Regions from separate parts of the Homo sapiens genome. Here region 1 is linked to region 2. The links are chromatin contacts, found by Hi-C in ENCODE. All regions are on one chromosome and are shown on one strand. The core of a region is the stretch at or near the end of the contact, and the rest is flanking DNA. Distances in the headings are between cores, read along the strand shown.

What was found. Hi-C counts contacts between places; a loop is a spot of excess contacts on that map. Pooled maps may share reads with other maps.
Region 1: a pooled map shows a loop between it and region 2 (4-fold over the local background). The contact joins two enhancer-like sites. A Hi-C loop is called at or near these places in 2 of 37 single-sample maps with no recorded cell type and 2 of 50 pooled maps.

The regions. Positions count from the first base shown.
Region 1 is chr15:70,526,686-70,530,441 of GRCh38, forward strand. It overlaps LOC107984781 (a long non-coding RNA gene), which reads right to left. Exons shown (of 2, transcript XR_007064698.1): 2 at 1,988-2,549. Among named protein-coding and RNA genes, the nearest start is that of LINC02205, 23 kb to the left of the region's middle. RefSeq lists an enhancer at 1,773-1,822. Within about 2 kb of position 1,711, at least 7 of the 41 ENCODE cell types and tissues checked have a DNase peak (open chromatin) inside an H3K27ac peak, as active enhancers do.
Region 2 is chr15:69,976,916-69,981,167 of GRCh38, forward strand. All of the region lies in intron 2 of LOC101929129 (a long non-coding RNA gene), which reads right to left. Among named protein-coding and RNA genes, the nearest start is that of MIR629, 100 kb to the right of the region's middle. RefSeq lists enhancers at 2,450-2,509, 3,340-3,399. Within about 2 kb of position 2,541, at least 3 of the 41 ENCODE cell types and tissues checked have a DNase peak (open chromatin) inside an H3K27ac peak, as active enhancers do.

The DNA.
Region 1 (3,756 bases), core at 461-2,960, 550 kb after region 2:
CTCAAGACCAGACAAAGCCTGCCGAACAGCCCCCGGGGGAACCAGTGGTTTTATGAGCCCATCATATTTACTATTATCCAATGAGTCATCGGCTGCGTGCTTTCATTTTGAGGCTGCAGGACGAATAGGCTCTCATCAGAGCCACTCTTAATCCATTATTTATGCCCGCTCTTTGTCCTCTCAATTGTACCTTTGCAGACAGGAGCTTCAGTCCACATCTACCAGCAGCATTTGCCAGACTAATGCACATCCTTAGTTCCAAAGTCTGTGGTGTTTAAAAATAGCAAACGAGGCAAACACTCTGATTATGAAATTTCTAGCTGATATTTCCCTTGCCTTTCATTAGGGAGAAAGCTAGCATTAAGTGAACCCACAAGTCCAACGGGTAGAAATAAGGAATACTGTGTTTTTGACTTCTGCTCAGATCCGTTTCCCAGGAAGCTTATGTGGGTCTTGGAACAACGGGGATCAACAATGTGAATATGTCTATTGTGCCTGCAGATCCCATTGCTAATGCCCGGGAAGGACAAGTAATTAGTTTATGAGTAAATTGTCCTCAAGTTTGCATTTCTAGTACAAGAACTAGTCACTAAGCTTTGAGAATTGACCTACGCATTTCATGCCATGGGAAAGAAAACATAAGGTTTGTGATTTAAAGTCACTCATTACTTTCTACAATGATGGATAAGCAGAGGACAATTCCCTTGGTAGCTAATTGTCCTACTGCTGCTTGTATCACTGCTCAGAAGGATGTGTTACCTGGGCTAGGCAGAAATCCAGCACCCTCATGGAGGCAACCCTGGAAACCCCTTGTGGGGTGCTCTATGCATGTCTGGGTGGGTATCGGGTGATGGATGGGACTGTGAGGGATGGGCAAAAACCAGGAAAGAATAACAGGGATAGAGCAGCAGATGGTGAAACAGAAGCACATGCTAGGCCCACTTGGATTCTCCCTGGAGTTTGAATCTGCAGCAGAGTGGCAAAAAGACAAAATGGTCGACACTCATTAGCCCTGGCAGTAGGAGCAGCAATGGCAACCCCTTAAGAACCTGTCCTTTCAGGCCAGGCGTGGTGCCTCACACCTGTAATCCCAGCAGTGTTTTTGTTTGTTTGTTTGTTTGTTTGTTTGAGATGGAGTCTTGCTCTGTCGCCCAGGCTGGAGTGCAGCGGAGCAATCTCAGCTCACTGCAAGCTCCGCTTCCTGGGTTCATGCCATTCTCCTACCTCAGCCTCCTGAGCACTTTGGGAGGCCGAGGCAAGCGGATCACTTGAGGCCAAGAGATTGAGACCAGCCTGGCCAACATGGCAAAGCTCCCCATCTCTACTAAAAATACAAAAATTAGCCAGGCATGGTGGCGTACACCTGTAATCCCAGCTACTCAGGAGGCTGAGGCATGAGAATTGCTTGAACCCGGGAGATGGAGGTTGCAGTGAGCTGAGATCACGCCACTGCATTTCAGCCTGAGTGACAGAGCGAGACTGTCTCAAAAAAAACAAAAAAACGAAAAAACAGTTCTTTTATCAATAGCTCCTGTTTCTGAGCCCCACACCCCACCCTGTTTGTGATCCCAATTCTAATTGCTCTGAGTTGGTTCTCTGCCCTCCATTCAGTTCCATGGGCTCTGCTACATGCTTCCAATAAACTCCTTAACGCCTACATTAGCCACAGGACTTCCTGTTGCTTACACTCAAAGCACTCTAGCAGATAAGAGCTGGAAAGTGAAAGCAAAACAGGAACATAACCCAAGATCAAAGGCCCAGTCGCCCAGAAGAAGGCTTGAATCAGAGAGGCAGGCACTGACCCAGGGCACAGGGTGCATGAAGCCGGGGGTGAGCGCCCAAAGGACAGGAGTGCATGCCTTGGAGCTCAGATGTCACCCTATCAGGCAGGTGACATTGTTGTTGACATCTTAGATCAGTGGAAGTCAACCGTGAGGCACCCCAACCTTGGTTCTTAATGGTGTCAGATACAATATGACAGGCCAGGTCTTAATCCGCCAAGTGTTTATTTTAATTTTGACCAATATGAGAGGTAATTTTGGAAGGTAAATAGGCATTTTTTTTTTTTTTTGGCCTAGGATGACTTGAATGTCACTGTAAGAAAGCAGGGCACTGGGTTAGAATTATATATTCATTCATTAAACAAACATTTATTGAGCTCCTCTTCTGTGCAAATATCTGCTCTGGGCGCTGGGGAGACCAAAGTGACTAAGTCATAGGCTCTGCTTCTGAGCATGAGGAGGGACGGCGGCCAGCACACAGCATGCCCCAGCAGTGCATGGTAAGGACCCAGAGACTGGAACACATGGAGTTCAGATGCAGAGAAACCTCTTTGAGCTGACAGGGTCAGGAAGGTGATGTGGGGCCAGCATTCAAGGTGCTCCTTGAGGGAAAGAGAAGGTTTCACTGACAGCAATTCCAGATGCAGAGGAGAAAAAGAAAAATGGCAAGTGGTCTGAATTGGCTGGCATGCCTCCAGGCCCAGGCAGGATGAGGAGGTAGGCTGACGTCAGATTGTGGAAGATCAGGCTGAGAAGTCTGCATTTTACCTGTAGTCAATGGAGAGCCAGTAACAATTTGGAGCTGGAGAGGGACATCATCAAAGCAGCAAACTGCAGAGAATCTTGTCAACAATCTGCTTAGCAGATTGGGGAGGGGAGAGTCTGAGCAAAGTTCAAGCTACTTGGAGGCTACTGCAATAGTCCAAGCAGGACCCTTCCCCTAAAGTGAACAACAGGAAGATGGAGATGAAAAACCCTGACGTGAGAGCTTGGCATTGAAAACTAGATGGGCATGGTAGGAGGGGGCAAGCCAGGGGGCCTCAGGGTTTAGACTAGAACGGTTTCTCAGTTCCATTCGAATAACACACATTTTCCTGGCACCTCCTATGTGCACAGCATGTGTTAGCAGGTGGTGAGATGGCAAGGAAAATACTGGAAGGCCCAGGTCCTTATAAAAGGCCAGGGCTTTTCTAAAATGTGCTCCATGCATCCACATCTCACCTTCATCATTAGTGAGTGGACACTGCACCTCTCAATTTCCCCACTGCCAGGTTACCTGAGTGGAGGCTTGGAGGCAAGAGAAGAGAATTGCAACCCAGAGGAAAAACTACAACTCTTGTTAGCAGTGGCTACTCCTTAGGCCTAGGGGTATAAACCCAACTCCCAGCCAAGGCCTTCATCTGGCTAGTTTATGCCCTGCCTTCTAGACTGCCTCTGACTCTTACCCCGGATTAACTTCACCCCAAAACAATTGACAAGGCCAGCCTCTATTTGTTTCAGAGCCACAGCTATACTCTGCAGAGTTTTAGCCCAGACAAAACACTCAGAAGAGTGCACTGTGCATTGTCCCAAATCCCTTCCACATGGCATCTCTCACAAGAGGCTGGCAGCACAGGCAAGGCAGAGCTGTGCCAAGCCAGGCCATGCCTCTCCATCACTTCCAGCACGAAGGGCCAAAGCCCAGCCCACACGCCACTCCTACTTTGGTGAGGTCTTCACCTCACATCTCCTGGGAACAAAAGTGCAGACAAGAACAGACACACACAGATACAGACACACAGACACACACACACACAGACATACACTGACACACACAGACACACACGGGCACACAACACACAGACACATGACACACACACACGGACATAGACACAGCCACATAGACACACACAAACACACTCACAGTCACATAAACACACACTCACAGACACACAGATACACAACACACACAGACACACACACGGACACACAGACA
Region 2 (4,252 bases), core at 1,291-3,790:
CCATCACATTAGCTCAAGCTAATTTGAATGGTGGACACAGGGTTCCAAGCCTGCAATAGAAGGCAAGCTCCAATACTCAGGTTCTTCTGATAAGTCTACATCACATTTTCTAATGTTCTGTTGTCCAAAGGAAATTGCATGGATAAGCCTAGAGCCAGTGTTGGAGGCACTGGGCACAGGTAGGAGAATGATTGTAGCCATTTTTTATAACAATTTACCACTTCTCCAAATCTCCTGCATCCCCAAAGCACTATAACACTGCAAATAATGGGATGACCCTCTGTTGAACCTGCAGAGAAATGACTTTACCCCTAGAGCTGTTTTAAACTAAGAGTCCACTTGGCTTCTGCCAAAACCACTTTCATAATTGTATCAGGAGCAGTTGAAAGTCTCTTCGAACCCTCCTTCACAACATTCAGAGGCACAATTCGAGATCTTGCTGAACCACAAAACTAATTTTTTTGCTTCTAAATGAACAAAAACCCTCCTGAATTGTAAGCCTTTTTGACAATCTTCAGTAATAATTTTTTGAGTTGTGCACGGCTGGGCAATAAACCCCTAGTTACCTTCCTGGGTGAAGGCAGAAGAGCTCCAGAGTACAGTAGAATTCCCAGGTCCCCAACTCCTCAGAAAAGAGAATATTTTAGAGAGCATCTCCTAGGAGCCAGAACCTTACATAAATTCTCCTTTAACACTCACAACATCCCTTTTTGACAGTGTTTGTTGTCTCTGTTTTATGGAGAAAGGAGCTGAGGTTGGGGAGATTAAGTATCTTGGTCAAAGTCACAGAGATGGCAAGTTGCATGGCAAGATTTCAAACTCAAGCATTTGGACCTCAAAGTCAGAGCTCTTTCCACTATACCTCATCATGTCAGAGCTGCAGAGCATCTAGACTTGGGTATGGGGCACAGAGCTTTGATTCTAGCTCTGCCCCCACTTCTGTAGCACCTCGAGACACTCCCTTGTTCTCTCTAAGCTTCTGTTGTCTCATATGCAATAGGAACATTACATGCACCTAATCCAGGCTCAATCAAGGTGAATGCAAACATGTTGCTCCCCGAGCTGTAGAGAGGAAAGACAACTGGTATTTTGGGAGGGTGATTTTGACAGCATCTTTCAAAATTTTGGATGTGTGTGTTCTTTTATCTGGCAGTTCTACTTCCAGGAATTCATGTTAAAGAAACATATTCACATGTGAGTAAGAATGCATGTAAAAAGATGTTTATTTCAGCATTGTTTATAATAGCAAAAAAAATGGAAATAATATAAAGGCCCAAAGAAATTATGCATATCCATGATACAAAATGCTATTTATCATTGAAAAGGATCTACTGATGCAAAAATGTCCAAGATATATTACTTCAAAATAATAAAGTAGATTTATATATGATGGCACAGGAAGATCACAGGAAAGTATTTTAAGTGAAAAAAATAAATTTTAAGATGATCAATAAACCTACATATGCTTATTTATGTTTATACGTAGAGAAAAAATCATTTGGAAGGAAACACATCAAACTATTCACAATGGCTTCCTCTAGCAGCAATAAGAAGATGATGACTTCATTTTTTGTTTGTTTATATTTACTTTCTACATTTCTATATTGTTGAAAATGTTCACAAGTATGTATTCCATTTGTAATGCAAAGAAAGAGCAGAATTCTAGTGCTGTAAGAAACTTTGAAGATCACCACGGCCCAGAGAGAGAAGCCAATTTCTCGCTGTCATGCGGCCGGCCATTGGCTATCAGGCTGAAACCCTCTTGATGCCCAGTCCAGGCCGGCTTCAGCATCAGGGCAAGCTCTTTGGAAATCACAGAAGCCACAGAAGGCTGAGGAATTGATGATCTAACACAAAGGAAACTGCACCAGTCAGAGAGCAGAGATCAGCATGTGGGCCTGGCTCGGCCACCTACCTGCTGGGCTGGGCTTGAAGCAGGGGAGAGGCCTTTTCCAGCCCTTGTAGTACCCAAAGGAATGCCACCCTGAGGTCTCAGGTCAGGCCTCTGCTTAGCACGTGACCATCATGCTCCCCAGCAAGTCCCCCTCATTCCCCTCTGGCCCTGCCTTTACTATCCTCCCTGAGTGCCATGGACACAGCAGATGCACAATACAGGCAGCCTTGAATTCTACCAGGGAGGCTAGGAATGGCTGGGTGGCCTGTGGTCATGACCTGCCAGCAACTGGGTTGGAAGAGAGGACTTCTGAGCCCTGCAACTGACGCCATAGGGGCATGACTTTGCATTATCTGGAGCCAGTTTTTCCCTCCAGAAAATGGGCATAAGGGTGACCCATTCAAGCCATCATAAATAATGTACCACTTATAAAGCCAACCTCTCTAACTGTCCTGGGCTCATGTGACATTTTATCAAGAGCCCATCATGTCCTCAGTGTGTGTGGGTCCCAGAGGGGCAATCTCACTCCCCTCCCCTTCCAGTCACCCCTTACTGTCTCCTCCTAGAGCTGTGACCACCTGGGAAAACAGGACATGAATGCATGAAGCCACGGTGAGTCAGCAGATGGCGTGTCGTTCTGTCTGAGCATGGCAGGAGGTCAGAGAAGGGAAAGCCCCGAAGATGCCATTATGCAGAGCCCTGGCCTCCACCTCCCAGCAAGAGCTGGACCCAGCCTGCAAGCATGGCCAGCATGATTTCTGACGAAGCTCCCAACAGATGTGGCTTTCCAGATTCAGGTCTTTGCATTAGGGAAGAGGTGGGGAGGTATGTGAAGCAGTAAACAGAGATGCCGAAAGTTCTAAGTGCATAAAGTAAATATAAAGTAAATGTATATTTGGGAGAAAAGGTGAAATAGCTCTCTGAGTTTTCCTCTGATATGAAGCCTTTGCTTGAATCTTTAGACATGGTCTTTGTGTTTCACGTCCCGTGTTCTCAGAAGGACTTGGTGCTGTGTTTCTGTTGACATTCTTGCCCTGCCCCCACGATAGGGAGCTGGACAACCCATGTGACCTTGTTACACCAAGTAGGGTCTGTGGACCAGCAGCATCGGCATCTCCTGGGACCTTGTCAGAAACAGAGAATCTCAGACCCCACCCAGACCTACTGAATTTGAATTTGCATTTTTGCAAGGTCTCCAGGTGTTTCCGGCGCACAGTCATACTTGAGAAGCCGCCTGGCTCCAGGACGCAGGTTTCCCCTGGGGGTGTGCACTCATGCAATGGCAGGCATGTACCCTGACTTTAGGTGGTACAAGAGTGAACATTTACTATTTTCATGGGTTTTAACTTCAATGTCCCTTTATAGCAAATGGTGCATCATGTACAGAAATGGTAAGTTGACATAAATGGTGTATTTTAAAAGTGAGTCAATTCAAAGAAAACATTCCCTGACTAATAGTCTGGGGTGCTGAGAAATGACACCTTCAAAGGTGGGACAAGAATGGCTATTTCCAGAAGTGATGATCCAGTTTAGGCCCCTCAAGGAGGTAGGAATGAAGGGGCTGCTGCAGAGAGATGGGGGCTTGTCCAAGGCCAACAGTGGGAGTGTGGTGACGGAAGCGGACTGGAACTCAGCCCTGTCCAGGTCAGCAGCGCCCCTTCCTCCCTCTGCCCTGGTTGCACAGCTCGGCCTGAGGCTGGCTCTGCAGCCAGGGTGACGTCAGGAACTGGGACATCTGCAGGTGATACCATGCATATGCACAGAGTGCATGGCTGTTACTACAAACAAAGAGAATGTGTAGTCAGTGGAGCCCAAGGCTGAGCCATTTGGAGATGAACTGTCTCCCCTCCACCCAGGAACAACAGGGCACCCAACTCTTCATTCATGAATAAACATTGTAAGCTGCTCTGTGCAGGCTGAGAAGCCTAATGTTTTCTAGGTTTTCTAGATATGTTGGTGAGGTTTTGCAAACAGGAAATCTGAAGTTAGAAAGGAATTGGTCATTTACCTTCCCAGCCATCTCATGGACTTTGCTCAAATCTCTCAGATGGAGTCATTCACACACACACATACACACACACAAGCAACTTCACGATATGTTTAGGTTTTCTCTAAAGTTTTCTCAGCTGTGTTTGTACTCCCTGAGGTTTAGGGCTGTCGGTATCTGTTTTTTCACTTCTTCTACAGCACAGAATTGAGTAGTAAATTCTCTAGTCTCCTGTCCCCTTCCCATTGTCTTTTGCCTAGCTCCTTATCCTGGCATTCAAGGCTGCCATCGCTATGGCCTCAGTCTAACTTTCCAGGCTGTTTCCCATTGGTATCCTCTGCACACGATGTTCCAACCAAAATATGCCATGA